2 separate regions of the Homo sapiens genome follow, and region 1 is linked to region 2. Evidence: chromatin loops called from intact Hi-C (ENCODE). Cell type or tissue: PC-9. All regions are shown on one strand. Each heading gives the region's core, and the rest is flanking DNA. Links, peaks and the distances in the headings are about the cores only. Region 1 overlaps EPCAM-DT (EPCAM divergent transcript). Region 2 overlaps EPCAM-DT (EPCAM divergent transcript).

Region 1 (5,376 bases), core at 133-5,132, 51 kb after region 2:
ATGATTCCTCTCTGTAAGTGCCTTACTACCATCTGTAGAAGGTGGCTCCCACAGTTATTTACACACAATGTGATGCTGACCTCTGGTCATAGTTGATTGGATCAGGGATGGATTCCTGAGCCAATTTGGGCCAAATATTTTTTTCCACGGGAGTCTGTATTTGAATAGGGGTTTGGTGGATAGACCTGGTTCATATGGCTAAAATATGAACTTGGGAGCTGTGGGTAAGTATCTTTGCCCCCTCATGTGAGCAGATCAGCAGAGGGAACTCCTCAGGAAAAAGATGAACACAAATACTCAAGAGAGAAAAGGAAATGAAAGATGGACAGAGCACACATCCCCCTGAGTTCTGACAGTTTGCAAATTCCCAGTTCTAGTCCTTCCTTAAGCCTGACTGCATTCTTGTTTTAGGGCCTATAACTTGCCCTTTTACCCTATTGTGGTTAAATCAATGCCAGGGAATTTCTGTTTCTTGAAAACACCAGGGCAACAACTCGTTGCTACTCACAACCTACTTAAGAAGGCCCTGAAACTGTTGGTCAAAGCACAAGAACTATAAGGATGCTTTCATTTTTTTGCCCTAAAAATTATTTCTTGTGACCTCACCGGCCTTGCCTCTGCCCACCAACCCAGTGTAATTTGGAGGCAAATTCAGTATATTAACATCATCCAATATTCATGAGGCATCCTCAAGGGCAGGGTGGTCAGCACTTTGCCACCACCTTGATGTGTCTCTTGGCATCTGTTCTAGATTTTTTCCCCCTAATAGCAGAACTCTTTCGTTTGGCTCACCAAGTGTCATGTTTTCTTGTTTCAGTTATCATTGTAAAATTTCCCACTCTTACAGAGAGCTCTTCAAGGGCAGGAAGGCAACACAGTTTAGAGGAAGGACATTTAACTGGAATTTCTGAAGAACCAAATTCTGCTCCTGTTCCTGCCACTAACTTTGCTCTGTAATGCTGAGTAAATCATGAGACTCTATCTGTTTTCCCATCTGTGGAAGTGGGAGAGAAAAATAATACTTTCTCTGCCTACTTCACAGAGATGCAAGTTAAAATTAGGTCATGGATATGAACATTCTATGAAGCAAAAATATATAAATTGCTTTATCCATAATGGCAATGAACCCCTTTGTTTTCTATCCCACTCCCAGACATCAAGTTCAAGGGCCTCACTCAAAAATTACTTGAATTTAACTCTGGTTGATTAAAAAAAAAAGAAAGTGCCCCTGTCTCTTCATCCATTTTTCTCGAACACTGATAAACACTTTTTAAAATTACAAAAAAAGAAAACAAGAGACACAGATCCTGTTCTGTTCTAAGGCAAGTGAATTTCTTGCCATTTCTTTTTTTTTTTTTTTTTTTTTTTTTTTTTTTTTTTTTTTTGAGATGGAGTCTTGCTCTATCACCCAGGCAGGAGTGGAGTGATGCAATCTTGGCTCACCGCAACCTCCACTTCCCAGGTTCAAGCGATTCTCCTGCCTCAGCCTCTCTAGTGGCTGGGATTACAGGTGTGCGCCACCACGCCTGGCTAATTTTTTTATTTTTAGTAGAGACGGGGTTTTGCCATGTTGGCCAGGCTGGTCTCGAACTCCTGGGCTCAAGCCATCTGCCCACCTCGGCCTCCCAAAGTGCTGAGATCACAGGCATGAGCCATTGTGCCAGGCCTATTGCCATTTCTTAATGGCTGTATTTATTTACCTGTAACCTCGCATGCTATTTCCTAACACGCCTCCATCATGCATATTGCTCATTAACAGTGGTTCGCAAATTTGTCTGCACAGTGAGGAGCTTCGAGAATTCTGATGCCTGTGTCCCACCCCTAGAGATTGTGATGTAATTGGTCTGGGCCATGGCCTTTGGAAGTTTTAAAAGCTCCCTAAGTGGTTCAAATGTATAGCCAAGTTTGGGAGTCACTGTCTTTAGGGTTCTTCTCTGTTAACAGATCTGATTCTCATCTTCTTTGGGTTAATTCCCAACTAGGCTCTCACCTGAAGCATTTCCCTTATAAATTGCTGTAAGGAAACAACAGAGGAGATTAATCTTAAATTCATCTTTTCTTCCTACTGTAATTGCCTTGGTCTTCATCACGTTAATTGAAATCCCTTTTGATAAATGCAGTGAAGCCATTAATGGAGGCTTCACTTATCTGCATGCACATTTCCTGTTCTGCTGTGTCTTCCCGCCAACAATTTAGTTATGGTTTGCATACCTCTTTTTTTTTTTCTTTTCTTTTCCAATTCAAATGGGCTCTCGCTGTACCTGAGTGGCTGGCTAGGTCTAATTGCTATCTTCACTTCTGTTTGGGTAAAATTTTCCTTTCTCCACTTAGGTCATCTCCACCTTTGGGATCTGGCCAGCCAGCTCGATCAGCTTGTCCCAAGGATTGCTTGGGCTACACCTTAGACTGAGACATCTCATAATTTGGAGCTAGACTTGGTAAAGCCATTCTGCACTTCTGTTGTTTATCCATTCCTGGCTGACTGGGGGCCAGAGGAAATCTGCTGTTGATGTGGTAATATAAGCAAACCCTCTTAGCGATCCATGGATGGCTGTGGTTGACCCCACATTGGCTTCAGTCAGGAGCTAGGGCAGATTCAAACCCAAGCACACATTCCTTTGGGCCTTTTGAGCCACCCCCTGCCCTAAGGGATTGTGTGAGCTTCATCTCAACATGGGTCTGAATTCCTAAGTAAAAACTAGGACTGCTGTTTCACCCAGGCCATCCTCCCTACACGCAATGAGTCACTGTCTATCATCTGCCTTGGCCCTCCAGGTTTATAACACTATCTGATTTCCAGGGACTGGAAAGTCGGGGGGGATGATAGAAGAATAGAGGCTTTCAGTTCAGCAAACATTACTGAGTCCTGGGCTGTTTCAGGCCATATGGTGCCATGGCCCCATGACTGTCCTCATTCCTTCTCCTTTCCTCTCCTTGTCATTCACTCCCTCCTCCATTGGCTAGAGCCAGAGCACAATCGCAACCAAGGGTGAGAACTCCAACGCACCTGTACCATCAACAAAGGGCCAAAAATCATTCCCCCCTCTCTCTTTTTAAGAACTTCTTAATTCTTTTAGTTGTTTAAGTTATTTTATTCTCTCTCTCTTTCCCTGAAGAAAGCAGTTTTTACATTAAAATATATTTTGAGGTATTTCAAAGAAATTTACCATTACTTACTTTCTTTTTAAATTTTTATTTTTTATTTTGGTGGGTACATAGCAGGTGTATATATTTACAGGGTACATGAGCTACTTTGATACAGTCATGCAATGTGTAATAATCACATCAGGGTAAGCAGGGTATCCATCCCCTCAAGCATTTATCCTTTATGTTACAGACAATCCGATTATAATCTTTTTGTGATTTTAAAATGTACAATTAAATTATTTTTGACTATAGTCGACCTGTTGTGCTAGCAAACAGTAGGTCTTTATTCATTCTTTCTATTTTGTACCCATTAACCATCTCCACTTCCCCTTGACCCCCAACTACCCCTTCCAGCCTCTGGTAACCACGCTTCTGCTCTCTATCTCCATGAGTTCATTTATTTTAATTTATAGCTCCCATAAATATGTGAGAACATATGAAGTTTGTCTTTCTGTGCCTGACAATTACTTTCAATGACTGGAACATACTAGCATTTTCCAACTTTACCTTTTCTTTAGGGGCCCAAGAGAAATCCACAAGGGCATATGATGCCTGAGGCCACAGATTGGGTCCAACAAAGGTCTCTTATCTTATGTATTATTAATGCCATATCATGATGAATAATAACTGAACCTATTGAGCACTCTTACTACGTGCTGGACGCTATGCTAAGCCCTTTTCATAATTTATTTTAGTGACTCCTTGCTCTACCTTATGAGGGGGGTATTATTTATTATCTCTATTTTATATAGGAGGAACTGAAGCTTAGGGAATTGAAAGCTTACCCCTCTAGTAAATGGAAGGGCTAGAACTCAGACCTAATCTGACTACTGAAAATTCTTAATCTCTATAGTTTTCTGAGATGATCTCCTTTTAGGAAAATGTTGTCTTTAAATCTCAATAACAAAGCTTTCTCTGATTTTGAAAAGTGAGGCCTGTATAATTATTGGGTTATAAATATAAGGGATCAAGAGTTTCATGCACTTAATAGTCACTTGAAAAATAATTATCCATGGGTTGATTGACAAACAGCATTTTGTGCATTCAGATTCTGGATAGGGTTCTAGATTTTAGGAAATGATGGAGGGGAGGCCAATTTGGCTTCCTGGGGGTTCATACAGAGGCCCTCTTCAGCCACACCTGTGCCCTGTTGTTGCACATTCCAAGCCTACTCTAAAAGGCTTCCTTACTTCACAGAGATCTAATATAAAAGTGATAGAGCTGGCTGACAAGGCTGAGGAAGGCTTTTGAAGGAAAAGACAGCAATTTCAGAAAATGAACCCTGTGGTTTAGAAAGAAATCAACCGAACTTATGATCTGAGCTCATTTTGTTCTGTTCTATTAAAGAAAAAGAAAAAGAGGAAGAAAGAGAAAAAAATTGCTCTATCACAAAGAAAACAATTTCCTTAAACCTGGTGAATTACAGTCTATCTATGGAGCCTGTATCCCACTGAGATACCTAGACTTTCAGAGCCAAAAAAGGACATTTAAAGAAAGCTTTTTCATCTGAGTCCTGAATTTCACAAAAAGGAAACTGAGGCTCCAAAAGAGTCTGGAACCACACCACTAGTTAGTGGAAACTCTCAGTTTTCCTCCCTTTTTTTTATCTTACCCCTTCTTCTTACTTTTGCTTTTTGAATGACAGGATATTCACAGGCCACTGAAAGAAAAAATAAGAATAATTTCTGGTTCTTCAAGAAAGGTCAGTGAGAGCTCTAAAACTTCTAGAAAGAAGAGAGTCAAATTATTTAATCTAATTTCAGGAAACACCTTGATTTTATTAGCTGAGGGACTGAGTAAGGAGGCAAATCAAGATTTATTACTGATTTCCATGAAAAAAAGAGGAAAATGAATATTGGCTTAATGAGGGTTTGGGTCTATAATTCAATTCCTCACTTCTAGAGAAACAACTCACAGAAAAATTTTAATAGATCCTATCAGTGAACTCTTGAGCTAGTAAGGGAAGGAGTCACCTGTCATTTCTCCAGGGAACCCTGGGTTCAAAGTTGCTTCTGTAGTATGGAAGTCCAGAAAAGAAGCAATCAATTGGAATTTCATTGGTCCAGAAAGCATGCCAAAAAAAGTGTTGTTGCTTCATCAGACCAGGTAACTAAACTTACAGGAAAAATTCCTAACAAAGACGTAGCCAGTGATAGTAACATTAATTCCAGGGGAAGAGTTTGGAGGTGAGATGGACAGAAAGAAGGAAGGCAGAGCTGTATGAATTCA
Region 2 (5,376 bases), core at 176-5,175:
TACAGGCGCCCGCCACCACACCTAGCTAATTTTTAGTATTTTTAGTAGAGAAGGGGTTTCACCATGTTGGCCAGGCTGGTCTTGAACTGCTGACCTCAGGTGATCCACCCACCTCGGCCTCCCAAAGTGCTGGGATTACAGGCGTGAGCCACCATGCCCTGCCATGGTTACCATGTTGTACAGCACAGAGTAGCACATTCTCATCGTTGCGGAAAGTCTATTGGATAGCTCTGCTGTAGGTGATATTATAGCTCACTCACCTAAGCCCCTTTCTTTGGAGCAGGTTTCAATAGGAGTGTGGCATAAGGATGGTCAGCATGAGTGGGCACCATCAGGCCAAGGAAAGAAGTCAACAGCACTCAGGGAAATGAGGTCAGACCACAAGGGTAGCCATAAACCACTCCCCACCACCACCCTAACACCACCACCAGTAAGTAACCCTTTATTCCTTTTTCCCATTTTGGCCTTAGCTTCCCTAGGGGTGGCCCTGGAGGATAAGGAGAGTAGGCGCCAGTAGAATGTAAGAGCAGGCACTTGGACTTGGTGGGCCTCCTTCATTTACTGCCTGTGACCTTTCTGTCATCTGTTTAATTATACCTTTATCTCCAGTTGCTGAGACGAGTAAACACTTGACAGTTGGCCCCTGCCACACACCTAGGGAGAGTTTATCAAATGATGGACCCTTTCCCAGCTTTAAATAAGCCCCATATATAAAAACCTGTCTCTGTCAAAGGGGTGTGTATGTGTTTTAATACAGCAAAAAAGAAAAAAAAGAATAAAAAAGTTAGCAGACTTTCCTTACAAGAGCATGTTACCTTTATCTGTTTTTGTTTTTTTGTTTTGATTTGTTTTGTTTGAGAAGGAGTTTTGCTCTTTGTTGCCCAGGCTGGAGTACAGTGGCGCAACCTTGGCTCGCTGCAACTTCTACCTCCCAGGTTCAAGCGATTCTCCTGTCTCAGCCTCCCGAGTAGCTGGGATTACCAGTGCCCACGACCACACCTGGCTAATTTTTGTATTTTTAATAGAGACGGGGTTTCATCATGTTGGCCAGGCTGGTCTGGAACTCCTGATCTCTGGTGATCCGCCCGCCTCAGCTTCCCAAAGTGCTGGGATTACAGGCGTGAGCCACTGTGCCCGGCCGCATGTTACCTTTAAAAAGCATGCTGCTACCAGGCACAGCGGCTCATGTCTATAATTCCAACATTTTGGGAGGCTGAAGTGGGAGTATCACTTGAGCCCAGGAGTTCAAGACCAGCCTGGGTAAGATGGCAGGACTCTGCATCTATTAAAAAATTTTTTTTTAATTAAAAAAAAGCACACTCCTGTTTCACTCCCAAAAAGTTGAGGGAAGATGGATAAATGATTGATTATGAGTTCATAGTTTTTTTTTAAAAAAAGATGAGGTCTTGATATGTTACCCAGGCTGGACTTGAACTCCTGAGCTCAAGCAATCCTCCTGCCTCAGCATCCCAAGTAGCTGAGAGTAGAGGTGCACACCACTCCATCCAGCAATTAGATGAGAATTTTTGAAACTCGGCTATAGTAACATGAGGGTTCATCATTTTAGTCTCTCTGCATATGCTTGAACTTTTTCATAATTTCCTTGGAGCCCCTTTCCTTGGAGTCAGTTTCAATAGGAGTGTGGCATAAGGATGGTCCGCATGAGTGGGCACCACCAGGCCAAGGAAAGGAGTCAACAGCGCTCAGGGAAGTGAGGTCAGACCACAAGGGTAGCCACCAACAACCTCCCCCATCCTAATACCACCACCAGTAAAAGAAAAATATAAAGATGGATACAGTGGCTCACACCTGTACTCCCACCACTTTGGGAGGCTGAGGAGGGAGGATTGCTTGAGCCCAGGAATTTGGGATCAGCCTGGGCAACATAGTGAGACCCCCATTTCCACAAAAAATTAAAAAGTTAGCCGGGTGTGGTGGTGTCTGCCTGTTGTCCCAGCTACTCGGGGGGCTGAGGTGGGAGGATTGCTTGAGCCTGGGAGTTTGAGGCTGCAGTGAGTCATGATCGCACCACTGCACTCCAGCCTGGGTGACAGACCGAGATCCTATCTCAAAACAAAAACAACAAAAAAGAAAAAGCTAAAAAATCAAGCACATACTCCCACTAAGACCTAACGTACCCAAGCAGACCACTGGCTTCCAGACTTCTAAGGATGTCTCTTTCTGTAGTATGAAGGGCACCTGTTCCTGATGACGGGTCGGGGGGCAGTGAGTGTGGGGAGGGGCAGCGGGTGACTGTTCACTCTGGATGTTTCCATCCTGGTATCTGTTTATTTTGCAGGGAACTTGAGCCTGTGGCCTCTCAGGTGTCATGTCTGATTCCTGACAAAGGAATCTGAGGCTGAGCCCTGGTGTCCAGGTGTCCTGGCTCCCAGCCAGGTTTTCCAGTCACTTCTAGGTCTCAACCCCAGCTGGGCTGGGCTGAGAGGCTTGATGTCCTGGGGTGAAGAGCCATCGGTCCCTCCTGGCTCTCCATCCTATACCTGCTCAGCCTGCAACTTCCTTTCTCCCGGCTGGAGCTGCCCCGTTCCCATCCTCCTGCAGCCTGCTAGTACCTCACCTCTGAGGGCCACTTCACATCTCTAGGCCTTACTTTCTTTTTGAAGAGACAGGGTCTCACTATGTTTTCCAGCCTGGTCTCGAACACTTGGCCTCAAGCAATCCTTCTGCCTCAGCCTCCCAAAGTGTTGGGATTACAGATGTGAACCACCATACCCACCTATCCTAGGTCTTTCTTCTCAACACCAGGAAGCATCTGGACACTCCTTGGGGAAATCACTCCTCTGGGGCCCTTTGCTGCACCCTATTTTGCCCTAATGGTTTCAAGGGCCAGTCTGGTCTCTCTGGCTATTATACCAGTCCCAGAGAGCCAAAACTCTATTTATCTCCTTGTTTATTTCCCACAGCACCTAGCATACGGCTGAGTACACGCTGAAGGTAAACGAATGAATGAATGAACCAATGAATGAGTGAATGAATGAATGAATACGTCTGACACACAGTGAGCCCCATTTTTTTCTACCTACCACCATGCACAATCACCAGGGGCTCTGAGCCAATGTCAGGATTGTGAGGGATGGTCTCTCATCTGAATTTAACTAGGCCAGTGACTCCAAGCATCAGTCAGCCACAGCGACGCTGTCATTCTGTCTGTCTGTCCATGCTAGGGGAATGGTGGGAGACTATATGTGAATGCTTTCACTGAGAAGGGTAGTGGGTACTCACATCTCTAGAGAGTGATATTGAAAGAGAACTGGAAGAAAAAGAGACAGGAAAGTGGGGGTGGAGTAGAAATAAGAGACGTCGGGGTGGGGAGGCACAGGGAAGAGGACAGGAGTGAGGGAGAAAGGGACACAAAGAGAGAGCGATTCTTGCCTTGCACATCTCCAGTCCTCTGATGTGGCTGTGCCGATATCCCCTGCACTAATTGCTTCAATTAATAATACAGCTCTATAAAATTTCAGCAGCTGAGAACAAGTGCAAGGAAAGATGACATAATGCATTAATAACGCAGGCAGGCGATCGGGTTGGGCTCCTGGGGAGCTCCATTAAGGAGCGGCTGCTGCAGTCCTAACACCAGCTAACACTCCAGCAGGGCAGTATGTGTGTCCTTGGGCCTCTGCAGACCACGGACTGTGGAGCTGCGGGGGCAGAGGTGGCACCAATGGGCAGGAGGCTGGGGAAGGCTTTAACCTTCTCATAAACTCCAGAAAGCACTCCTTCCATTCTTTGATCTGGACAATTGATGTTTTCTCAATCTTACGTAAGTGCTGTGCAGTTTCAAGATTGCTGCTCTACATCCCTTTGACTGCTCCTTCCCAGATGCAGCTCACATTAGCGGACCTTCTGGCTAGTCTCTCTGATTGTTGTTGCTATTGTTGTTTTTAAAGATCTCGAATCCATTCTTTCTCTCTATATCTACATCTCCCTCTTTCTGTCTCTTTGTCCTTGGATTCTTAAGAGCTTTTAAGGAGGCAATCCTCTCTTTCAGGACAAAGATTCTGTATCTAAAACATGCTGAGCTGGTTTCTCTCAAGTCAGCATCACCCTCACCAAAAGGCCCCCTTAAATGTCTGCACATGCACACAGTCCATCTCCAAACAGTACGTAGGCCTGGGGCTGAGTGTGAGTCTGGAGCAAGGGGTCAGCAGCAGGCATCCCCGATCCTGAAGCTGGAAACCACTAAGTGATTTTGTACTCATGCAAAGCCAGTTCCTTTCCCATTTCCTGCAGAAACTAGGGCTGGATCATTCCAAACAAATCCCTTAATTCAGGGCTTCTCATTCCGCAGTCTAACGAGATGCTTCAGAGTGTTCCAGAAACCCTAGAAATGACATACGACAATCTTTGTACATATGTGCATTTCTCTGACAAGAGGGTCCACAACATCTTCTGATCTCTAATGAGTCTGCGATGGCCCCAGGGATGCGGAAGTATAGCTCTAGTCTTCTTGGGCAGGCAGGCACTTAGACAAAACCTTAGATCACCGAGGCATTAGATGGACCCTTCATCTCTTCATCCGTGGCTCCATGTTTCATCCATGGTCTTCCTGTTTCTCACTTGGATTTCCTCAAAGTTTATGTCAAAAGAGGTCAAGGGCTAGAAATAAAAAAGACAAGAAGAGGCCCAACATTCACCGAAGACTCAAGTTAAAATGAAAACTGGGGCCATGCAGTGGCTCACGCCTATAATCTCAGCACTTTGGGAGGCCTAGGTGGGAGAATTGCTTAAGCCTAGGAATTCAGGACCAGTTTGGGCAACATGGTGAGACCTCATCTCTACAGAAAAATTTAAAAATTAGGTCGGGCGCGGTGGCTCCATGCCTGTAATCCCAGCACTTTGGGAGGCCGAGGTGGGTGTATTACCTGAGGTCATGAGTTCAAGACCAGCCTGACCAATATGGTGAAACCTCCTCACTACTAAAAATACAAAAAATTAGCCAGGCATGGTGGCGGGTGCTTGTAATCCCAGATACTTGGGAGGCTGAGGCAGGAGAATCACTTGAACCCAGGAGGCAGAGGTTGCAGTGAGCCAAGATTGTGCCATTGCACTGCAGCCTGGGCAACAAGAGCAAAAACTCCGTCTCAAAAAAAAAAAATAAATAAAAATTAGCTGAGCATGGTGGCTGGCACACACCTGTGGTCTCAGCTACACTGGAGGCTGCGGTGTGAGGATTGCTTGAGTATGGGAGGTTGAAGCTGCAGTGAGCTGTGATGGTGCTACTGCACTCCAGTGTGGGTGACAGAGCGAGACCCTGTCTCAAAAACACAAAACAAAACAAAACAAAAAACCCAGAGCAAAGGAAAACTCATGCTTCAAGTTTTGGCATCCAAGCATAGCCTGATGCCTCTATTTCAC

What was found. Hi-C counts contacts between places; a loop is a spot of excess contacts. Peaks named below come from ENCODE experiments on the same cell type or tissue, not always from the same donor. Only the 100,000 strongest peaks of a DNase experiment are listed, where the experiment ranks them.
Region 1: a loop joins it to region 2, with 2.6 times the contacts of the local background. A loop is called at or near these places in 9 of 110 quality-filtered maps.

What each region holds. Positions count from the first base shown.
Region 1 is chr2:47,196,499-47,201,874 of GRCh38, reverse strand. EPCAM-DT (EPCAM divergent transcript) reads left to right here. Exons shown (of 5, transcript NR_110208.1): 4 at 2,332-2,438. Among named protein-coding and RNA genes, the nearest start is that of CALM2, 23 kb to the right of the region's middle. In PC-9, for the core only: no CTCF peak of the experiment used is centred there; DNase peaks (open chromatin) are centred at 454 and 2,614; H3K27ac peaks cover 3,522 bases.
Region 2 is chr2:47,247,793-47,253,168 of GRCh38, reverse strand. The region is part of intron 3 of EPCAM-DT (EPCAM divergent transcript); the gene reads left to right. LOC107985882 (a long non-coding RNA gene) reads left to right here. Exons shown (of 3, transcript XR_001739451.1): 3 at 284-796. Among named protein-coding and RNA genes, the nearest start is that of CALM2, 74 kb to the right of the region's middle. RefSeq lists an enhancer at 3,594-4,095. In PC-9, for the core only: no CTCF peak of the experiment used is centred there; a DNase peak (open chromatin) is centred at 2,358; H3K4me3 peaks cover 644 bases; H3K27ac peaks cover 2,126 bases.